3 separate regions of the Homo sapiens genome follow, and regions 1 and 2 are each linked to region 3. A link is a loop called in an ENCODE intact Hi-C map of the cell type or tissue named here. Cell type or tissue: heart right ventricle. All regions are shown on one strand.

The links. Hi-C counts contacts between places; a loop is a spot of excess contacts. Peaks named below come from ENCODE experiments on the same cell type or tissue, not always from the same donor. Only the 100,000 strongest peaks of a DNase experiment are listed, where the experiment ranks them.
Region 1: it touches region 3 in a loop (8-fold over the local background); 65 of 110 quality-filtered maps call a loop at or near these places.
Region 2: a loop joins it to region 3, with 3 times the contacts of the local background. A loop is called at or near these places in 26 of 110 quality-filtered maps.

The regions. Positions count from the first base shown.
Region 1 is chr18:43,264,440-43,272,439 of GRCh38, reverse strand. SYT4 (synaptotagmin 4) reads left to right here. Exons shown (of 4, transcript NM_020783.4): 3 at 608-728; 4 at 1,792-4,548. The coding sequence ends at 2,099. Among named protein-coding and RNA genes, the nearest start is that of SYT4, 9.0 kb to the left of the region's middle. In heart right ventricle, CTCF peaks have their summits at 211 and 418 (motif pointing right); no DNase peak of the experiment used is centred here.
Region 2 is chr18:42,110,443-42,118,442 of GRCh38, reverse strand. No RefSeq gene overlaps it. Among named protein-coding and RNA genes, the nearest start is that of LINC00907, 72 kb to the left of the region's middle. RefSeq lists an enhancer at 4,479-4,618. In heart right ventricle, CTCF peaks have their summits at 3,713 and 3,918 (motif pointing left); a DNase peak (open chromatin) is centred at 3,932; H3K27ac peaks cover 467 bases.
Region 3 is chr18:42,295,412-42,303,411 of GRCh38, reverse strand. The region is part of intron 3 of LINC00907 (long intergenic non-protein coding RNA 907); the gene reads right to left. Among named protein-coding and RNA genes, the nearest start is that of LINC00907, 110 kb to the right of the region's middle. In heart right ventricle, CTCF peaks have their summits at 4,267 and 4,472 (motif pointing left); DNase peaks (open chromatin) are centred at 3,985 and 4,451; H3K4me3 peaks cover 585 bases; H3K27ac peaks cover 849 bases.

The DNA.
Region 1 (8,000 bases), 970 kb before region 3:
AAGATCAATTCATTCCTTGGCTTAAATGGAAACTTGCTGTTGTGAAAGAGGCAGAGAATTTTAACTCCATTATCCCTCTGGGCCAGGAATGTAGTTGGGATCAGAATAATTCTCACTGGGTCTGAGTTCAAATTTCAATATGTCGGTGCTAAAGAATTTGAAATCAAATCAAACTTATCTAATTTTTTGCATGAGTATGTGTAGTCATTTGACCCAACACATACTCATGCAAAGAATTAGATAAGCTTTATTACTATTAATAACTTTGAAAAGTAGAGATGTTATTAAAAACCAAAAGCCAAAAATAATCCTGTGTAGGATATAATTTAAATATCCTTTAAACATTTCTAAGTAATGGGTGTGGCCAATTTATTGCCAATTTTAACTTCCTGTAGTACCAAACAAGACCACAAGATGGCAGGCAGTGGTTTTTCAAGCAGCGATGGTACTGCTCAAAAGCTTTTAGTTACTCTTCAATTCCTTAGAATATTAAAATAAAAATAAGTAAGATTATATTTAAATGACGATGTTATTTAAACTTTAATGAAAGTACACACTTCAAAGTTAAAAAGATAGAAATACTTATATCACATTTCTCTTTCTGCAGAAGTCTTCAGGACGGGGTGAGTTACTGATCTCTCTCTGCTATCAGTCCACCACAAACACTCTAACTGTGGTTGTCTTAAAAGCTCGACATCTGCCTAAATCTGATGTGTCCGGACTTTCAGGTAAGAATGCTTCTGAAATATTCAGATTCACTGTATGATTGGAATGTATTTGACTGCAAATGAGCCCACCTACTCTTACTCTTCTATCTTTTCTCTAATACCTTATGTATCTGCTATAAAAGTTAGCTTTTAGTTTTATGACTAGCTTTACAAAAAATGAAACAAAACGCCAATTTTATGTTGTATAGCACAATGAGAAACAAAATAAGCTACAGTTTAAAATTACCTGAGTTCAAATCCTAACCCTTCCATTCACTAGCAAAATATGATTGGGTATGTTTCTTAAACTGTACAAACTGGACATAATGCTACTCATCCTGAGGGGCCTTGTGAGAACTAGAAATACATACTTCTTCAGATATCATCTAATAATATTATTATTATTTAATGATGGGAGTTGAAAACATGGTCTTAAAAGATTAGATTGTGAAGCTAAAATTAACTCATATGGTGCCACCAGAAAAAGGCAAAAGTAATTGTGATAAAGTAGCATGAACTTAAAATCTACATACTAACAATGACACAGAGAAGCTCAACACTAGGAAACAGAAAGCAAATCCAGCCTGTGACTAAAGAAATTCATAAAAGTTAAAACTAAAAAGAATATTGCCATTGTGGACTCTAAATCCTCATTCGATGGAAAACACAGCCAAAAGTCAGGGAAATAGACTCACCCAAAGTCATACAAGTCAGTAAAGCTACATGTTGTCTAATATATTTTTTTCCTTCTATCCTATTCTCTGGAGTAAGTTAATAGTAATCAGAATGGGTCCATAGAACATTCTATTTTCTTTCCTTTTGTGTTACTTCTTTTCCTATCATTAATTTTTTCCCTTATTCTCTAATTTAGAACTTTTTTCTCTTATTTTCCATATTCTTCCTTATTTTCAATTCTGTTGACAAGAGAAATGCCAAGTTTTATCCATATTTTTCTGTTGTTTTGACTTATTTTCCTGGTAACCACATGTCATTGGCATGCCATGATCTCTAAGGGCACTGTTATCTTGATATCAGCTCTCCAGCCCAGTTATGCCATTGTAATGCCTGTTATGTTCCACTGCAGATCCCTATGTCAAAGTGAACCTGTACCATGCCAAAAAGAGAATCTCCAAGAAGAAGACTCATGTGAAGAAATGCACCCCCAATGCAGTGTTCAATGAGCTGTTTGTCTTTGATATTCCTTGTGAGGGCCTTGAAGATATAAGTGTTGAATTTTTGGTTTTGGATTCTGAAAGGGGGTCCCGAAATGAGGTAATCGGGCAGTTAGTCTTGGGTGCAGCAGCAGAAGGAACTGGTGGAGAGCACTGGAAAGAGATCTGTGACTACCCCAGGAGACAAATTGCCAAGTGGCACGTGCTCTGTGATGGTTAGCATCCTAGCCGTGAGTTGGAACTTAAAGGTTTTTACTAGGCAAGGAGAAATTTTCTTTCTTTCTATATTGGATTGCAAGCTTGGGAAATCAAGCTACCTTTTTGTTGTTGTTGTTGTTGCTAGAAATGGATTGAATTAGTAGACCAGAAAGTAACTTCAAATGTGTATTATGATAATTTCCCTATTTATTAGAAGAGTTGGATAAATTTTCATAAGATATTCAATATCTCCTTCAGATTACCAGTGATATAACTAGGAATAGTCAGACATTTTATGAATACTGTGCCAGAATCCCAAATTATAAATGTGACAATCTCATTGGAACATGTCACAAAAAGTTAATGTGATTAAGATTTAAAAACGAAAAGTATGCCTTGCCTTGTGAAAATTTATCCATTTATCTTCAGGTTGGGGAAATCAATTTTTCTTTAAATCCAAAGATACTAAAAAAATGTCCTCCAGTTTGTATTTATTAATTCTGTCATGTGCAAATGGTTGTCCTGCATATAAAAGTATCTGGTCATTTCAGTTTGGTTTGTAATTATTTGATGCAATTTTATCATAAGAGTAACTCAGATTCATTTCAAAAGGACAGTGAACAAGCTGAGAAATTATTTTATCAAAGGGCTGAGTTGAGAACACTGTGGCTGAAATATAATTTTTCTCCCCCCTAAGGTTACATGTGAGTCAAAATTTTGTAAAATATAACCTCACATAAGAACCATGGCCTTGGATTATTCACTGCCTGTCACAAGCCTCAGTGTGGCCTGAGAAATCCCTATGTACCTTTGTGAAATTGTTGAATTAGTTAGTGAATAAAGAAATAAACTTCAACTAGAAATCCAGTTAGAAGTGCAATTTTCTTATAGGAAATAGGTATAGTGTGCAAGTGTACTTTTAAGGCCATCGTTTGTACCCAGAGTCGGCATGGCCACCTAAGTCTTCATTTAATTTATTGTCCCCCAGAAAAGATTAAGATGCTACTTGAAAAGACTGTGAAGATTTTTTACATTGCCAGATAAAAAGTGTTACTTAACCAACAAACAAATGTAAGACTACAAAATCGTTCAAGAGCAATTCTAATATAATTTACATATGTTCACGCAAAATATGCTTAGGCTGTCAAATTAGCACAACAAAGAATGTGTTTCACTATCTTTTCTAGGCTAATTTGTCTTGAGCTGTTGTCTATAGAGCAGTTTACAGACTTGTGTCTTGTATCATTTTCCAGTGCCAGGGTTCTGAAATTCATTCAGAACCTGTTAGATTAAAGCTGCACCCTGTGATTATTTGAAAAGAATTAGCTTGAGAGTAATGTCACTATATTTGAGTTCTTAGAGAAGTATGAGTGGAACTTGAGTACAGTTGAATTATTAAATATGCAAGTTAGAAATTAAGTCTACTGAAAAATTTACATTTTGAGTCAGGTTTTGTGTCAGTACTTTAGCAGTTTTTGAGAATGTGTTTGATATCACAGTGTTTGTAAATTCTATGAAAAATGCATTTTCCAAACAACTTATACATGCTTTTTATGACTATGCCTAATGTAAAGAAAATGTATTACATTCTGTATGTACAAAGATTAAAAATCAACCTCTTTTTTGTGCTTTAAAATGACTTTGGGATTAAAAAAGCATATTTCCCAATCATTGTCTTCATTCCACTACAAAGTCACCTCACAGCATCTTGCTCCACTCGGCATCTCTGTGAAAGCAACATGAAATGAACTGTAGTAGGTGTGTAGTTTGGGGAAGTCAAATGGCCATTTTATGTATGTGCATTTGGTATCATGGGCCGTGGAACAGAATATATGTTGGACCTCTGAAAAGTTGTAAGGGGCCAATTCTAAGTATTCTTCACGGCAGCCAGAAGTTAATGGTGGTAGCAGCTGAGGTATGGTTGTTGGACGAGGCCGATTTTTTTTTTTTTAACATGGAACAATGAAACCAACAACAAACATTTTTAAAATTAAAATGGATAATTTGTAAATAGTTTTTAGCTTTTAAAATTTAAAGTGTTTTTGAGTGTGAAAAGTTGAGTAAAACTATTTGCAACTGGTTTTCAGAAAAGAGAAAAGAAACAACAAAGGAATTGAAACAGGCAGGGAGATCTTAATACCTAATTTCATCATTTCTGAAAATGTACTGTTTTAGAATGTATTACAATATCAATGTGAATATCTTGAATCCTGTTACAAATCCTGCACTGTATTAAACATGTAAATTAATTGTTTGTCTGATTAGCCAATCTCACCACCCAAATGGGGAGGTATACATGTTTGAAGAACTGTGTAACTCAGTAATTGATTTGTTCTGATGTTGTAACTCAATAGAAGTGTTTTGGAAGGAAGCATGGTGTGTGAGACAGTGTCTGTTCTTTTGTGCCAGCTCTGTATGATGTTTGTAAGACCATGTTTGTAAGACATGAATAAATTGCTGCTTTTGCCCAACCCGTTTCAATGCAGACTTTCTGCCAATGGACTCTGTAATAAGGCTTCTCTTATTGCTGACTGAATTTTCAAGTTTCCCTAGTGGATCTCCTTGTATAGGTTAGGGACCATTAATTACTGAGCATCAGAATCTTTAATACACCTTTTAAAAAAATCTTCATAACAATCACCTGGAGCAGATATCATTAACCTTATTATACAGAAGCAAAACTTGAGGATCAAGGAGCATAGGCAATGGAATCAAGTAGGAAGGAATAGTACTCAAGAGGATTTCATGGCCTGCCCTGCCCTTCCCTCCATACCATTCCACTCTCCTCAAGGGGACCTCATCAACTGGCTTTGCTAGATGTTTAGGCTTATTCTCACATTCTTTGACTTTTTTCTAAATTTTATTCACTTTTCTATGTTTCATTTACTTTTCTCCCCAGTATTTTCAGCCACCATTCTTTATTTACTCTTCTATTTTTTTCCATTATCTCATTTCTTATTTTAACATCTTTCATTACCTATTTCATATCACTGCTTTTATATTCCTTTTTCTTTTTTTTCACATCCTGAGAAATATTTGATTAATAAAATGATGAGGACCTGGATGTCTTATTTTTTCTTAAAGAAGGAGGAAAAAACAGACCAGAACATCTATAATATATTATATTACCATTACACACCTGCTAAGGTAAATGGGAACAACAGGACCCACCACCTGGAGAATCAGACATTTTTCACAGCTCTAGTCTCTACAGAAATATTCTATGGTAATCACATGTTGAAAAAAACAGTCTTGCAAATGGAATAAAACTGGAATTTACTGTTAATTTATTTTGTTTCAAATTGTATTAATTGTAGTAAGAGTGTACATAGTTATGTTAAAAGAGACATTACATTTTAGAATTCAAGTATATTTTAAGAAAATGTACCTGCCAAAAGCAACTAGAGATGTGGAGGAGATTTTCTAAGGAAACTGGCCATTAGGGAAATGCTAACTAAAACCACAATAAGATACCCTGAACGCCAATTATAGTAACACAAATTAAAGTTTTGAAAATGTCGAGGGTTGACAAGGTTATGGAGGAAATGGACCCCTTGTACACTGCTAAAAGGAATATAGCATGTCCAACTGCTTTGGGAAGTAAGTTGTAATTTTCATAAGAAGTTAAAAATTTGCCTATTACATGACTTAGTCATTTTGCTCCTAAGTATTTACTTAAGACAAATGAATGCATACATTTATACAAAGACTTGCATTTTCATAGCAGCTTTATTTTTAATAGTAAAAAAACTGGAATCAAGTCAAATGTTCATCAACAGGTGAATGAACAAGAAAATTGTGGTTTATTTACACAATGGAATACTTCTCAGCAATAAAAGTTAATGACCCCTCGATACATACAAGTACCAAAATATCCATACGAGTACCAAAGTATACCAAACTGTATGCTTTAACTGTGTGCAGTGTATTATATATGAATTAAACCTCAATAAAGCTTTTTAATGGGAAATAGAAGTCAACTATAACCAAACCAAAAAAAGAAAACAATACTAGTATCACTGTCAAAAATATGATTCCCCAAAATTAATAATATTATATAACATATTTTAAGAGCAGTTCTTTTTGTTCTTAAGGTACATTATCCTAAGAATGATTAAATAGAGGATTGCTGGCAAGATGGCCGAATAGGAACAGCTCCAGTCTCCAGCTCCCAGTGAGATCAACACAGAAGGTGGGTGATTTCTGCATTTCCAACTGAGGTACCCAGTTCATTGCATTGGGACTGGTTGGACAGTGGGTGCAGCCCACGCAGGGTGAGCCAAAGCAGGGTGGGGCATCACCTCACCCAGGAAGTGCAAGGAATCAGGAAATTCCCTCCCCTACCCAAGGGAAGCAGTGAGGAACGGTGCACTGGGCCCAGATACCATGCTGTTCCCACAGTCTTTGAAACCCACAGACCAGGAGATTCCCTCCAGTGCCTACACCACCAGGGCCCTGGGTTTCAAGCACAAAAATGGGGGCTTCAGGAATTTTTATTTCATACCCCAGTAGTGCCTGGAATTCCAGCGAGACAGAATTGTTTACTCCCCTGGAAAGGGGGCTGAAGCCAAGGGGACAAGTAGTCTGGCTCAGTGAGTCCCACCCCCTCAGAGCCCAGCAAGCTAAGATCCACTGGCTTGAAATTCTCACTGCCAGCACAGCTGTCTGTGGTTGACCTGGGATGCTCAAGTTTAGGTGGCGGGGGGGAGGGGGAGTCTGCCATTGCTGAAGCTTGTGTAGGTAGTTTTACCCTCGCAGTGTAAACAAAGCCTCAGGGAAGTTCAAAGTGGCTGGAGCCCACTGCAGCTCAGCAAGGCCACTGTGGCCCTGCTGCCTCTCTAGATTCCTCCTCTCTGGGCAAGGCATCTCTGAGGAAAAAAAGGCAGCAGCCCCCGTCAGGAGCTTATAGATAAAACCCCCATCTCCCTGGGACAGAGCACCTGGGGGAAAGGGCTGTTGTGGGCACAGCTTCAGCAGACTTAAACGTCCTTGCCTGACAGCTCTAAAGAGAACAGCGGATCTCCCAGCACAGCGTTCAAGCTCTGTTAAGGGTCAGACTGCCTCCTCAAGTGGGTCCCTGACACCCATTTATCCTGACTGGGAGACAACTCTGAGTAGGGGCCGAGAGACACCTCATGCAGGAGAGCTCTGGCTGGCATCTGGCGGGTGCCTCTCTGGGATGAAGCTTCCAGAGGAAGGAACAGGCAGCAGTCTTTGCTGTTCTGCAGCCTCCACTGGTGATATCCAGGCGAAAAGGGTCTGGAGTGGACCTCCAGGAAACTCCAACAGACCGCAGCAGAGGAACCTGACTGTTAGAAGGAATACTAACAAACAGAAAGGAATAGTATCAACATCAACAAAAAGGACATCCTCTCAGAGACCCCATCTAAAGGTCATCATCATCAAAAGCCAAAGGTAGATAAATCCACGAAGATGGGGAGAAACCAGTGCAACAAGGCTGAAAATTCCAAAAACTAGAATGCCTCTTCTCCTCCAAAGGATCACAATTCCTCGCCAGCAAGGGAACAAAACAGGATGGAGAATGAGTTTGACAAATTGACAGAAATAGGCTTCCGAAGGTGGGCAATAACAAACTCCTCCGAGCTAAAGGAGCATGCTCTAATCCAATGCAAGGAAGCTCAGAACCTTGCAAAAAGGTTAGACGAATTGCTAACTAGAATAACCAGTTTAGAGAAGAACATAAATGACCTGATGGAGCTGAAAAACACAGTACGAGAACTTTGTGAAGCATACACAAATATCAATAGCCAAATCTATCAAGAGGAAGAAAGGATATCAGAGATTGAAGATAATGAAATAAAGCAGAAAGAAAAGATGAGAGAAATAAAATGAAAAGGAATGAACAAAGCCTCCATGAAATATGGGACTATGTGAAAAGACCAAATTTACATTTGATTGGTGT
Region 2 (8,000 bases), 180 kb after region 3:
GGTAGCTGGGATTACAACAACGTGCCACCACACCCAGTTTTTTGTATTTTTAGTAGAGACAGGGTTTCACCATGTTGACCAGGCTGGTTTTGAACTCCTGACCTCAGGTGATTCACCCATCTCAGCCTCCCAAAGTGCTAGGATTACAGGCATGAGACACCATGCCCAGCCAGCTGAGATTTTAATGACAAAAAATTGCCAGGCCTGAGGAACTTTGTAGGCAGAGTTTTATAAGTCTGTAAGAGCTACTGAAAAAACCCTAAGAAAAGGGTGAGCTTGATTGTGGACAAGAGCCTAGTACAAGGAGGAATGTGTAGGAAAAGATTTCAAAGAAACAGGCAAGGACAGGCAAAATAGATTAGGATCTTGGGGAAATAATAACTCTTTTTACTGAGATGGTATTAGGAAGGTTTGGTGGAGGAGATGGCACTGGGATCAGGTGATGATGCAAGACTGGGGACGGGATACTTTCCGGCAAAGGGAAAAATGGGAAGCAAGCTCCAAAGTCAAGCTAACTCCAAACCCTAGAGGATACTCAAAGCCAACTAAAATTAAGAAAAAACACTTTGAGGCCGGGTGTGGTGGCTCACACCTGTAATCCCAGCACTTTGGGAGGCCAAGGTGGGTGAATCACGAGGTCAGGAGTTTGAGACAGCCTGGCTAATATGGTGAAACCCCGTCTCTACTAAAAATACAAAAAATTAGCTGGGTGTGGTGGCAGGTGCCTATAATCCCAGCTACTGGGGAGGCTGAGGCAGGAGAATCGCTTGAGGTTCTCAATCGCAGGAGGCAGAGGCTGCAGTGAGTCAAGATCGTGCCACTGCACTCCAGCCCAGACGACAGTGCGAGACATCGCAAAAAAAAAAAAAATACTCTGAATACACTGATGAATCGTTCTTCTCTCCATGACTCAGTCTCTCATTTTTGGATTTCCAAGTCCAAAGTCTCTGTTTATTCCATGTGTACTTGAAAGTGTTAGCCTAACCCCAAATATCTTGATGTGAAGGGCAGAAAAAAATGCCTCATTTTTTTTCCTTCCAAAACTAAATGTTAAGTATCATCTTCAAGGCTGACTTCCACCACACTTCCTAAAACAGCCTTCTTGAATACTCCAGAGTTTCTAATTGCCCTTAACTCTGCTTTCTCTAACCTTACCAAGTCAGGTTCTATTTCATTGTTTGTGTGTCTGTAAATTTTGCTTTGTAGGACAGCATAAGTCCTTTACACAAAATTATAAACATTTTAAGATAGGATTAAATAGCATCCAATCCAAGGAAGAATGAAATCTCCATTTCTGACATCAATATATGTGGAGAATTAGAAAGATCCCCAGTAATAACGTTCTTGTAGAGAATACGAGCTGTAAAAAAAATCCTTGTCTGCTCATAATCCGTAGTCATCAAATAGAATCATGCAATATTCAAGCTACAAGCAATCTTAGAAATAACCCAACTCAAGTTATTGTATTTACACATAAGAAAATTGACGCTGAGAGAGGAAACTGTCTTCCTTTATCTTGAAGCAGAGCCTGACTTGAAATCCAGAGGTTTCTTACAAATGAAGAGGTTACAGGAAAAGATCTTTTTCTATGTCAAATGAGTCAAATGTTCCCATTAGCTTTAAAATAGGTCTTAAGAAACAAGTCCTTTAAAGAGAATTAAAAGACAAGCCATAGACTGGGAGAAAATATTTGTAAAGATATATCTATTAAAGGACATGTACTCCAAATATACGAAGAACTCTTAAAACTCAACAATAAGAAAACAAATAACCCAATTTAAAAATGGGCAGAAGATGTGTACAGACGCCTCACCAAAGAAGACATACAGATGGCAAATGAGCATTTGCAAACATATTCAACATCTTATGTCATTAGGGAATTACAAATTAAAACAACAACGAGATACCTCTGCATACCTATTAGAATGGCTAAAATCCAGAACACTGTCAATACCAAATGCTAGTGAGGATATGGAACAACAGGAACTCTCATTCATTGCTGTTAGGAATGCAAAATCATAGTCACTTTGACAGTTTGGCAGTTTCTTATAAAACTAAACATTCTCTTACCTACCCAGCATATCTCTTTCCTATTACTTACACTATCCAGCAATCATGCTCCTAAATATTTATCAAAGTGAGTTGAAAACTTGTGTCCATATAATAGTTATAGTAGCTTTCTTCATAGGTGCGAAAAATTAGAAGCAAACTTCATAGCAATTCACCAAATGAATTGATAAACTATGGTACATTCATGCAATGGAGTATTATTCAGCAATTTTTAAATAAGAGCCAGCAGACATGAAAGGCATGGAGGAATCTTACACATATTGCTGAGTGAAAGAAGCCGGTCTGAAGAGGATAACTACTCTGTGATCCCAATAATACAACATTCAGGAAAAGGCAAAACTATAGAGCCAGTAAAAAGGCCAGTGATTCCCAAGGTCTGGGGGCTGCAAGAAGGTGGAATGCGTTCTATTGATGGAGCACAGGGAACATTTAGGACAGTGAAACTATTCTGTATGATGCTATAATGGTGAATATATGACACTATACATTTTCAAAAATATAGAACTGTATAACACAAAGAGTAAACCTTAAACTATCAACTTTAGTTAACAATAATGTGCATCAATATTGCTTCATCAATTTTAACAAATATTGATATAGTTTGGTTGTGCCCCAACTGAATCTCATCTCAAATTGCAGCTCCCATAATCCCCACATGTTGTGGGGGAGACCCAGCAGGACGTCACTGAATCCTGGGGGCAGGTTTTCCTGTGCTGTTCTTGTGATAGTGAATAAGTCTCACAAGACCTGATGGTTTTATAAAGGTCAGTTCCCCTGCATGCATTCTCTTGCCGCCACCATGTAAGATGTGTCTTTGCTTCTCTTTTGCCTTCTGCCATGATTAGGAGGTCTCCGCAGCCATGTGGAACTGTGAGTCCATTAAACCTCTTTTTCTTTATAAATTACCCAGTCTAGGGTATGTCTTTATTAGCAACATGAGAACTGAGTAATACAAATGTACAACACAAATGTAAGATGTTAACAATGAGGAAACTTGGGGGAGAAGGATAAAAAGCTCTCTTTCTGTGTAATTTTTTTGTAAACCTAAAACTACTCTAAAAAATAAGTCTATTAAATAGAAAACACAAGGTTATTTTGAAAAGCAAGTCTCAACAGTACCAGGACAGAAATACTTAATATGCAAACTGTCAACAAACAGGTAGCAGCACAGTAACATATATTAAACCCAACACATGGCTGATATTTTTTATATTATAAACTTAACAGGGTTGCTTTTAAAGAATATTTAGAATAGAATGAGCATATTAACTGAACACAGAGAAACTAGAATTTTACATATTATTACATTGTTCCTCGTACAACTGCAAATCAGGGGGAATGAAGTTTCAAGACAGTATTTTTCCTTGGGATTTATTCTGAGTGATTCTTGTTATCTAGACCGTATCCAAATGGTATGATTTTCTTTCAACAGTATTATTTTAAGTCCTTATCTTTGTTTCTGTAAGTCCATATTTTGTATGAGACGTAGGATTTCTTTTCTTGATGCCCATATCCATTTTAATCATGTAAATTAAAGTATAAAATACAACCCAATCTTCAGAAATTTACTTTATAAATACTGCCTCCAAAACACCATCCTCTATAAAAAGAGCAGCTTATTCCAGAAACACCCTGTTCAGATACGCATTATGATACTAACCACATTAAATTATAGTGGAATGGAGAGAAGTTATGGAAAATCTTAGAACATATAATGTAGCTTTCTTCTTTTAGTTATTTCAGGGGAAAAACAAAAAAACAAAAAACGTTTCAGGCTTCTGTGCTGAGAAACAAGCCCTAGACAGTTGGCCGGACCACCCAAGCCTCTAGCTTAGTGAGCACCGCCATCTAGTGGAAGGATTTTGTTTCTGGTTTCAGTTTTACCAACAATTAGCTGAATGGCTTCTGGGAAGACATTTAAACTGCCATCAGCGGCCTCGTGCATGAAATTGGAGATAATAGTGCCTATTCTGTCTACTTTCTTAGCTACAGGGGTGAAAAATATGAAGTACTGAAAACCCTCAGGGTCTTTATTATTAGTTCATAGCTGCACTTGAAAGATGAAAGCTAATTTTTACTCTAACAAAGCAGAATTCTCTAGGCCCTGAGAATTCAGATAAGTTTTGGCTGAAAGTTATTGGTTTTCTCTCCTTCTAGGATTGTGGCACATATAAACCTAATTAGTGCATCTGAAAGTTTATGAAGTGACTGGTTAGAGTCCAATAACCTTTATTGCATGTGGCCCACATAAGCCAATTATAAAGGAAAATTATGGGCACCGTTCTGATGCAATCATGGGTAAACCACAGAAGAGGCCACAAACAGAACTTCATTCTCAGTGAAAAAACACAGATAACCAGACTTGGACTTCGAGGCTTGGCAACAAGGTCAGGTCTGGGATTCTATGGCGATTGATGTGCCCTGTCTGAGGCTTTCTCTAGCCTCTGGGCCTCCTTTGTCTCCTCCTCCCTCATTCATGTTAAAGGCCATGATTGGAAGCCTTGAACAGATATGCAAAGCGTTCCTTAAATGTAGACAATTGAAATACAAATGTTCCTCCCATGCACTATTAATTATTTTACAGCTTTCCCCAAGCACACTGTGTATATATAGCAGCTTAAATGGTGACTAAAAAATGTGAAGAGAATTTTTTTTCTCAGTTTTTCTGTTTCTGCTTCTCACTTCCCCATTCCATTTGTACTCATTCCTCCCCCTCCAAGTATTTGAAGAAGGTAAATATATTTCAAGAAGGCAAAATTGCATCAAAGACACACTTTGCTTTTTTTCGTAGTTGAGATTGGCAACAGTCTACACCCATGTAACCCTGGTTAAGCTGCCTTAACACTTGGGCAGAAGTTTCTTTATCTGTAAAACAGAGATAGGCAGGCACTAAGTCATGAAAAGCTTCAGTGTGCCTAGCACATAGTAAGTGCTCAATGGCAAATATTTTTAAAAGTTGGGGAGGGAGAAACCTTAAAAACATTAAGTCTGGCAAGTTTACCAGTAAAAGAAAGTGAGCTCAATCTAGAAACGTTCATCTGTATTCTCAAAGGAGAGAAATTCTGGAGGATGTTACCAAAGAACTCTTGATTCTATGTGGTTTGGCTGTGTCCCCACCTAAATCTCATCTTGAACTGTAGCTCCCATAACCCCACATGTCGTCAGAGGAACCCGGTGGGAGGTAACTGAATAATGGCAGCGGGTTTCTCCCATGCTGTTCTCGTGATAGTGAATAAGTCTTATGAAATCCAATGGTTTTATAAAGGGCAGCTCCCCTGCACACGTGCTCTTGCCTGCCACCATATAAGGCATGCCTTTGCTTCTCCTTCGCCTTCTGCCATGATTGTGAGGCCTCCCCAGCCACGTGGAACTGTGAGCCCATTAAATATCTTTTTCTTTATAAATTGCCCAGTCTTGGGTATTTCTTCATAGCAGTATGACAATGGACTAATACAGCAATGTATTGACTTTTGTCACTGAGCCGTTGTAAAACAAACAGCACTTAATATACAGTAGGCTTTTAGCGGATATTATTTCATCAACAAAGAATGTGTATGTCATTTGCAGTGAGACAATTCTCTATGGCTCTTTCTTGTTTCTGCATATCTTAGAAACAGAGGCCCAACTCCCTTTGTTCTTGACTGTCTTCCTAAATATGTTTGTATAGCTAACAGCCTTAGAAGATCACTCCCTCCAGAGCCAAAGGCAGGTTTATTTGTTATCGGGGAAAATTCAGCCCCCAATATTTCAATGTAGGTTCTTTTCTCTTTCCCTAAGTGTCAGCCGGTTTGAGAAATAAAGGGAAAGAGTACAAAAGAGAGAAATTTTAAAGCTGGGTGTCCTGGGGAGACATCACATGTTGGCAGGTTCCATAATGCCCCCTGAGCTGTAAAATCAGCAAGTTTTTATTAGCAATTTTCAAAGGGGAGGGAGTGTACGAATAGGGTGTGGGTCACAGAGATCACATGCTTCAAGGGCGACAAAAGATCACAGACAGAAGGTCAGGGCGAGATTACAAGGTCAGGGCAAAACTAGAATCACCCATGAACTTCCATGTCCTGCTGTGCACGCATTGCCCTTGATAAACATCTTAACAGGGTTCAAGAGCAGAGAACCGGTATGACTAGAATTCACCAGGCTGGAATTTCCTAATCCTAGCAAGCCTGGGGGTGCTGCATGCAGCCAGGGTGTGTTTCATCCCTTATCTGCAACTGCATAAGGCAGACGCCCCCAGAGTGGCCATTTTAGAGACCCCCATGGGAATGCATTCTTTTCCCACAGCTGTTAATTATTAATATTCCTTGTTGGGGAAAGAATTCAATATGTCTCTTACCTGTTTTCGGTAATAAGAGAAATATGGCTCTGTCCTGCCCGGCCCACAGGCAGCCAGACTTTAAGATTACCTCCCTTGTTCCCTGAAAATCACTGTTATCCTGTTCTTAAGGTGCCCAGATTTCATATTGTTCAAACACACATGCTTTATGAACAATTTGTGCAGTTAACACAATCATCACAGGGTCCTGAGGCGACATACATCCTCAGATTACAATGACAGGATTAAGAGATTAAAGTAAAGACAGGCATAGGAAATTATAAGGGTATTGATTGGGGAAGTGATAAATGTCCATGAAATCTTCACAATTTATGTTCTTCTGTCACAGCTTTAGCAGGTCCCTCCATTCGGAGTCCCTGACTTCCCGCAACAGTTTGTAGCTTAGTAAATAAAGATAATGACTTTCTCTGCAAAAAGGAAGGGCAAGTTTGCTTGCAGTCCATTAATAAACTATTGGGGTTTCCTAAATTCAAGATTTCTCATCTGTGACACTCACTATGTGTGCAGCATCTACCTAGGCTACTCCATGTTGCCTCTGAACTTGAGGGCCAAGAGAAACTGACATGAACATGAGGCTCATGCTGCTAGCTTTGCTGTGAGCAATAAAATCCTTTGTCTCTGACTCAGGAGACTCATGTGTTCTGCCAGTGCCCATGAAATTGTGGTAGAACAATTTGCCACCTTGCAATTAGGGTAAAACTCTGATGAGACCTTCCATACTTCTTGACATCCCACTTCTTGCTTCATTTGTTTTCTAGTCCCCCAGATGAACCTTCCAGATGAGTGTATTAGACAGCCAGGTGTGAGAACTCAATGAAATGAGACTTTATCTTCATATAAACCCCTATTTGGAAAACCCAGATTTGACTGAATCAATAAGCTGTTTGTTAACATAAAAATTATTGCTTATCAGAATTATATCAGTTTTGTTTTTTTAACCCCAAGCCAAACTGTGTGTAAACACTTGTATGTATAGCCTGAATTATCTTCTTATTTAAGCTTTCCTTGTCCTGAAAATGGAGAGAGCAAGTGTGAGGTGTTAATAATCAGAAATACCAAAACCAAGAAAATTATATGCACATCTCAAATTGTCACAATTCTTCAAAATTTTTCCATTTTATAGTAGGTGAAACTGGGAATCAGAGGCATTAAGTAACTTGCAAAGATTACACAGCTAGCAAGTTGCAGAGTTGGATTAAGAACCAAATTCTGTCTGACCCCAAGTAGGTTCTAGTCTACCATGTTCATCTTTAAGACAGGTAGCACAAAAGCCCATTCTCAAGACTATGGCTAAACTTTTCTAGCCAAAAGTCTAACTTCCTTTTCCATTCTATTGTCTGACACTCCATCATAGTAGAAGATAGGCACTGCAATATCATAGAGGGAGAAAGCACTTCAAGGGAGTTAAAATGAGCTTTCATATGTTAGAACTGGAGCTCATGGTGGCTTTAAATAATTTCTCTGAATATCAGCTTTATGATCTTTAAAATATATACAATAAAATCTACCCTTCCTGTTGAACAAGACTTCTGTAATTTAGAAAGAAAAATCAGAATGAGATAATTTATGCAAAAGCACTTTGTTAGGGTGTAGAGAA
Region 3 (8,000 bases):
TGAAAAAACACCAAACTTACATTTTAGTACGTTAAAATCTGTAGCGCTTCAGAAACAGGAGACATCAATAGTTGTTTCTTTGATAGTCTGTGGCATTTCTTTCCTGCATCATGGTTTGAGTGAAAATACTTATGGACATTTCTCACCCCTCCTTCTTGCTCTGTGTGAGTCTCAGCAGGACAGTCTAGAGCTTTGAGTCCTATAAGTGGCTTCAAAGCCAGATTGGATCATTCAGTTGAAGCCCCTGGGCCCTTCCAAGATTCTACACACTCCCAAATTCTGCCCACCAGAGACACATATGTGTGCACACAGACACACAAATTCTTTTTTCTTATATTTAGAGGGAAATTCAAAGTGCAAGCACACAGGCAAAGTAAATGTTTGGGTGAGATATGAGGTTATTATCTGGGTAAGTGAAGTCAAGAAAGTTACTAAAAAAATTAGAGAAAACAATTATTTTTTAAGTTAGTCAATACTGACAAATTATCTCCCACATTTGAATTCCTTTTGATGACCGATATTAGGTCTTGAGTATATCATGCTTCATTCCTACAATGCTTTATACTTTTCAAAGTTTCTTTCCATCTGGGTCTTATTTAGTAAGCACAAAGTCCTGTATGGTTGGTAGGGTTAGGGTCACAATTCCCAGCTTATAGATGAACTTCCCAAAGACAAGAGTTGGATGGAGAGTTTGAATGTAATGTCCCTTCCGAAATTAATGTTGAAACTTAATCCCCACTGTGGTGGTATTAAGATGTAAGGTCCTTATAAAAGAGGCTTCAGAGAGAGTTTGCCCCTTGTTTCTCTTCTAGCTTCCTCTAAGAGAGGTCGCCACAGTGAGAAGTTACCATCGATGGAACAGTCCCTCACCAGACCCCAAGGCCGGCCCCTTGATCTTGGACTCCCCAGCCTCCGGACTGTGAAAGATAAATCCCTGTTCTTCATAAATTACCCATCTGTGATATTTTGTTATAGCAGCACAAACATTAGAGTGTGTTGTAAATTTTAAAGCTTCATATTTCCCTTCTGCTTCAATATCCACATAAACAGGCTTTGAGCACCCTGCCCCGGTGACCACATGCATCATGTGATAAGGTTAGACTCTGCCACCAGTCCCCCTTCTTGCCTTCCCTGCACTGAGTCCTAGTAACATTTGGAAACACAAATGAAATCCCCTTGCACGTTTTTACTTGTGTGTTCCAGCCTGATCTCCAATAAGGCATCTGCCCATGGGTTTTCTTATGTATGTACCTGTGTGTGTGTATTGTAGAGTTCATGTTTAGGGGGTGTGTGGGGAGTGAGACTGGTTGACGGAAGCAGAGAATTCATATAGAGCAACATGGGCAATTGATTGCTTCTAGGTCAATCATCAAATAAGGATTTGGAGTACCTTGGGATCGATCTAATTCTCTCATTAAGATTACTGAAATAACCAGCTCACTAAACAGTCAATATGGTTATTTCATCCATCTTAATGACCTAGTCAAATCAGCTCTGGGGAGATCGTCAACACCAACTCCAGAGGGAAAAACTCATGCAGATATAACAGCAGCTTTTGTTGAGTTCTCCTAATTTAAAAATGGAATAAGTCACAAAGAGATCCCTAGAGGAATGAGAATTGGGCATTTGCTGTTTATAAATCAGGATTCTAAGGGCCATATCTTAATGAAGCAAAAGAGAGCATTATAATTTTGAATAAATGAACTAAGGTAGGAATAAGAAAACTATACATAAAGGATCTTGGATCAGGGCAGTAATTCCATGTTGCAGAAGTATGAAAAGGTAACAGACAGTTACAAAGCAGAGCAGAAGAGCAAACTGATGGGGCAAAAGGACGGTCAAATATATGATATCTTGATCAATGATCAATAGTTCAGACTCTTAACGATGTAGCAAAATTTCAATAAATGTTGACTATGTTGACAATATTAATGATGGTGGTGGTGATTATTTTGATGACAACAGTAATGGGGTCTGACAAACAAAACAATAACAGTCAAGAAAGATTAATGGTAGAAATGATGAAAACAGAGGTCTGAGAAAGTTTCTATTAATGAGTATAAAACAGGAAGTAAAGGTAGCCACCCTGTGAAGCAGTCTTAATAGAGTGATGGCTATAAATATACAAAGGAAAAAGCAATGGTGGGGAAAGGACAAGTCCAGGGACACTCGCCTCAGTAAAGGAGCACAAAACGTGCAGTTTCTGTCATAGAAAGACAAAGTAGTCTACTTAGGAAAGGTCTAAAGAGAAGGAGAATGCCTTCCCAGATTTGAGCTCTTACAATGGGAAGAAGCAATATCAAATTCTTAGTATCAGCATAATAATCCAGAGCTATAGAAAGAACTTTTAAGGATGCAAACTCAGACCCCAATATTTGAACACTATAATACCAAATATAGATATTTGAATACATCAGGACATGAGACTGAATATTTTTTCAATTCCATTCCCATTTTTGGCACGTGCAACCCACAACCAGATATAGAAGCTTTTCTCAAATTATCCCAGTATGTTAAACCTAAATATATATTCTTAGAAGAACTGTGAAATGGATGTTTGGTGACTGAGGAGGGATGGGGAAGTCCCTCCTCTTCTTATCAGCACTAATCAAACCAAATCATCAGAACTACAGCATTAATACTTGTATTCATCAGGATAGGATAAGCTATAATACAAGAACAAACAGCCACAAAATTTCAGTCATTTAACATAAAAATTTTTGTTTTGTTTTGTTTCATTTACAAGATGTTAATGTAGCAACTCTGGGGTCCAAACTAGCAGAAGCTCCAGCATGCTGCATTTCTCTCTATTTAAAATCACACAACTTACCTAGATGAGAAAATGAAAGGTCATACACGAACAACTAAACGTTTAGCCCAGGAAATGACATATAACACCGGGTTTACATCCCATTCCCAGAAGTAATCCCCAGCCCCATTTATGCAAAAGGTACGGGGAAGTTTCATCCTTCCAAACACGACAGTAGGTTTCAAGCTTTAGCTTGCATCCAAATCACCTTGAGTGCTTGTTAAAACAGATTTTGGGGTCTCACCCTCAGAATTTCTGATTCTGATTAGGGCAACTAATAATTTGCTTTTCTGAAAAGCTTTTGGGCCAGACGTGGTGGCTTACACCTGTAATCCCAGCGCTTTGGGAGGCCGAGAGGGGCGGATCACTTGAGGTCAGGCGTTCCAGACCAGCCTGGCCAACATGGTGAAACCCTGTCTCTACTGAAAATACAAAAATTAGCCGGGTGTGGTGGCGGGCGCCTGAAATCCCAGCTACTTGGGAGGCTGAGGAAGGAGAGTCGCTTGAACCTGGGAGGCCGAGGTTACAGTGAGCCAAGATCACGCCACTGCATTCCATCCTGGGTGACAGATCGAGGCTCTGCATCAAAAATAATCATAATAATAAAGGTTTCAGGTGAGGCTGATGCTGCTGTCCTGAGACTTCCCTTTGAGATCCCCTGGTTAGAGCAACAGTTCTCAAGCCCACCTGAACATTTACATCAACTGGACAGCTTGTTTAAAAAAGGTGCACGCCAAGGTCCCACCCCTAAATATTCTGTCTTAATTGGTCATCTAAAAATTCTCCTGTATCACCAGAGTTGCTAGTTCAGAAGAATACAAATTTAACTATGGGTGTAAGATTTCTATCAAAGTGTTCACATTACAGATGAAAAAACAAGTCCAACATCACACAGTAGGCTAGTGACACTTCCAAATCAAGAAACTGAATATCCTGGATCCCAAGTGGTGCCATATCCCTTAATGGGTCAGCACACAGAGCAGGCAGTATTTTAAGACCAATTTACTCCACAAATTTCTTTCCCTCTGCTTAAAATGGTTCGGCCTCTTTCCAGAGGGATGCTGGCTCTCAGTGCAATAGCTGCTGGGCTCAGGGAGGAGAAAGTGGATCCATCTCCAATTCTCCCACGTGGCTGAGAAAGAGCCTAGAAGCAGCTCTCCTCCCTCCCATTCCTCAACTCTGAGCAGCCCTGCCCTGGCTCCCGACCCAGCCTCACCCAGATTTTGCCTCTGCCCCAGGATCTGCGAGCCAAGTGGTTGACCCGGGAAGACAAGCCCACTTACAAAGAAACGTAAAAGAAAATGAACAAAACTGCTGCCAATGTGCCCTTTGGTCCCACATTGACTAAATCCAGGCTGCTAGAAGGCAGCGCGAGAAGAATCTCATTTTAAAAAGCAACTGAGAGAGATAAAACGCAGCTACCCAACCATTTTGGATACTGGTCGTCCTCTGCTCCCATCCCCAACACAAAGGCACAGCGTTCATTCTCCCATCATGAAATTTTACTGAATTCATCAACTCTAAGTAAAAATAAATAAATAAGAGCTGATCTGCCATCCTTTACAGATTTTGAACCGATTTAACAGCCATCTGATAAACACGCCCTGCATAACTAACGGCCTCTGGCCTGGCATCTTCCTGTAAAACTAAGAAACATCGCCATCTGCTGGCCAGGGAGCCCTGGTGCATGGAAATTTCCAATTCCATTGCCTTCAAGCAGCAGTGTCTGCACAGCAATAGGTCCATTAATTCTGCCAAAGGGTTGAAATTCATTGCAAATCATTTAATTTCTTTCACCAAGACAAACTACAAACTACATCATGAAATTTTGTTTAACTTTCTTGTGTTTTATGTATGTGCATGAGCTGGTTAGGGTGGGGAGGCTTTTTGCATGGTTACCTTCCTACTCTTTTTGTTGCCCCTATTTTCTCGAAATTCTCAATGTTGTGAATTTTATAAGTCCATTTAACTAACATTAAGTGAGCTTATTCTACGTGCTAAGTTGTCATACCCAAAGAATCAAACGACAGAGACTGAGGAGGGAGGAATTGGGGAATTGGGCGGAAGTCTCATTCTCACATTCCATATTAACTGGAAACCTGAGGCTCTGTAGTTTTGACTCTCGTACTTTTTTTTTTTTTTTGAGATGTAGTCTTCCTTTGTTGCATAGTGTTGTCTCAAACTCCAGCCTCAAGCCATCCTCCCACCTCAGCATCAAGCAGCTAAACTGCAGGCACATGCCACCGTGGTGGGTTTGACACTCACACATCTTAACAGTGAAACTGTGTTGGACAGAGGTTTTCAGCCCAACCGGGTTATTTAGACTTAAGAATGCCAAAGAAACACACTTTTATGGCCTCTTCCACACTAAATCCTTCTTAGAAAATGGGAAAGAGAGACTCTTGTGACCTAAAAGATGGGGGGTTTGATTGATGATCTGGGTGTTGATTTCTCCTCCTGCCCTTTCCTCTTCCAGTCCTCAGGTGACACCCACCCAAGCCCATCTCCACATTCTTCATCTACTTGCACAATCTTGACTGACATCTCTGATAGCCCAAAGCAAATTGAATAGTGAAGTTTATCTTGCTTTAATGCTTATGCTAGTGGAACTTATTTAAATGTATTTAACATGTACAGAAAAATTAACAGGAAAATAAATCGAGGAAGAAGTGTCAACAAAGAGTGCAAGGTACAGAAACAGGTGCTATTTTTGTATTTGGTGATGAGACCTGGGGGTAAGTGATGGTTGTTGAGCTGATGATGATCGTATTTTCTTTAATACCACGGACCACCTCTTCATCCAGCCTCACTAGCTGTGAAGCAGCTCTGAGGACCATTCTTACAGTTCTTTCCACATCTCTGTCTCCACTCCCCAGACCTTCCTAGTTGAATAGGCCTATAGGACAAGGACCCGCCCCCCTGCCCCCCATCTGTTATGACTGGGAGTGGAGAAATGGGCAATGAAAGAGAATGTGTAGGTGTAATGCCAGGAACTAGAATGATTTCCTGCCAGTGATGAGCTGTCTTGGAGGCAGCTCTGTCTGCTTTGCCATTCAGCACTGACCCACCATAAAGACAAAAGAGGAGGGCTCACTTGGGACATGGAGGTGAAAGTCCAAGCCTGCCCTGGCTCTTATCTATATGTAGGGTTAGCTATTCTACTCTCCAAGAAGAGTCATGTGGAAAAACAATGTTTAAATTCCTAAATGATTGAAGCAAGAAGAAAACACAAAGATGATTGTAAAGTGGACCAAACTGAGATCTCTGGAAGAAAAGTAATTTGCCCAGGGTCTCATAGCACACAAGTGGCACAGGGGAGTCTCTGGTCTCTTAGACAACATTTCTCACAATAAACTGTTCCTTTGTCACAAAATAGAGAGGTGCTTCTAGCCATTGGAAAGTTTTTGACACTGGGATCACCAATCTTGAGAAGTCCTGGACTCTTTTCTATCGCCATATCTTAGTCAATCTCATAATCCCAGGACATCCTTTATCTGAATATCTCTGTACATCAGAGTAAAGCAATTAATATCACATAAAATTTTAGAGATCCAGATTACATATGTATTCTTCAACATTGAGGACAGGAGCAACTGTAACAATGATCACCAAGAAGAAAGTTCAGGGAAATCAGCTACATTCTATAACAAAATGCTGTGTGGTTGAGTGGTTACTGTCCTAGGTTCTGAAAGGAAGATGCTGGAGTTGGAATCCTGGATCTGGCCCTTAAGAGCTGGGAAAATTGCTCAACCTCTTGTAGCATTATAATAAGGATAAAATAAGTTGAATCAAATAATGAAGGCATTTTGAACAATATGTGTGGCACATGGTAAGCAGTCCATCAGTGTTAGCTTTTGTTTTTATTGCTATTATCACTCAGTGAGTGACCAGCTGCCAACCCTGACTTTGAAGGAAAATCATTCTTACTCATCATTCAACATTCATTATACACCAGTCTTCTCTCTACTCTTTTCCAGGATAAAAGAAGAAAAAGTTAAAAAGGGAGAAAATGCCAGAAACTTCCTGAATCTTTTACAAAAAGTTCTAAGGTAAGGGGAAAGCATCCAGGATATGCTTTGCAAATTAACCTAATAGCAAGTATCTCTGCAAAACTTTTGTTGCTTTTTTTTTTTTTCCAAATGACTGTGGTTGTTTTGGCAATAGCTAGAAACATGAGTCAATAACCTCCTATGTGGCTCTCAAGAAATGATATTTAAATCAGAACCACAGCTGCGCAGGAAGGGCACATGAAGTCAAATTGCTTTAATGTTAATGAATACACAGTGTCATATGTGGTGATTCAATATAGCAAAAAAGTCTGAAAGTGAGTTTTAGTACTGGACTCATTGTGAATTTGCTATAAGATAGCCACTTGAACTCTCTGGGCCTCAGTTTCCTCTTTTGTAGAGTGAAACATGGCACTAAATCATATCCAAAGTCTCTTGGAGTTTTAACTTCTAGTGTTACCCTTCCCAGAAGTATTTTTATCTATATAAAAGTACTACAGGGGTGGGCACGGTAGCTCATCCCTGTAATCCCAGCACTTTGGGAGGCCAAGATGGGCAGATCACCTGAGGTCAGGAGTTTGAGACCAGCCTGGCCAACATGGCAAAACTCTGTCTCTACTAAAAACAACAAAATCAGCTGGATGTGGTGGCACATGCCTGTAATCCCAGCTACTCAGGAGGCAAAGGCAGGAGAATCACTTGAACCTGGGAGGTGGAGGCGGTTTCAGTGAACCAAGGTCATGCCACCACACTCCACCCTAGGCAACAGAGTGAGATTCCATCTCAAAAAAAAAAAAAAAAAAAAAAAAAGGTATTGCACGGCAAAGCTTACAACAAGGAAAGGAATTATTTGTGGTAAATCTTCAGGCCTCAGTGAAATAGATGATTGGAGGTTGGGGGTTAGCCCCCTTCCCACTACATTTTTGCTAGTGAGTGATCACTCCGTGTGGCCACTCCCTTATGGATCTCCCTTATGGATCTTCCTGGCTGCTTAAGGCTTGATGAATGGAGCACTGCTCTTTCTGGAACAACAGACTCCTGTACCTGGTCACCAAATCTCTCACACCCCCACACACCTCATTTGTTTCCATAGTTTCAATTTCTTCCCTTCCTCAGCTGAGCCTGTGGAGCCTTCCCTCTATATAATCTTCCAGTAATATCCATGTGATATTTTGGTAGCTGGA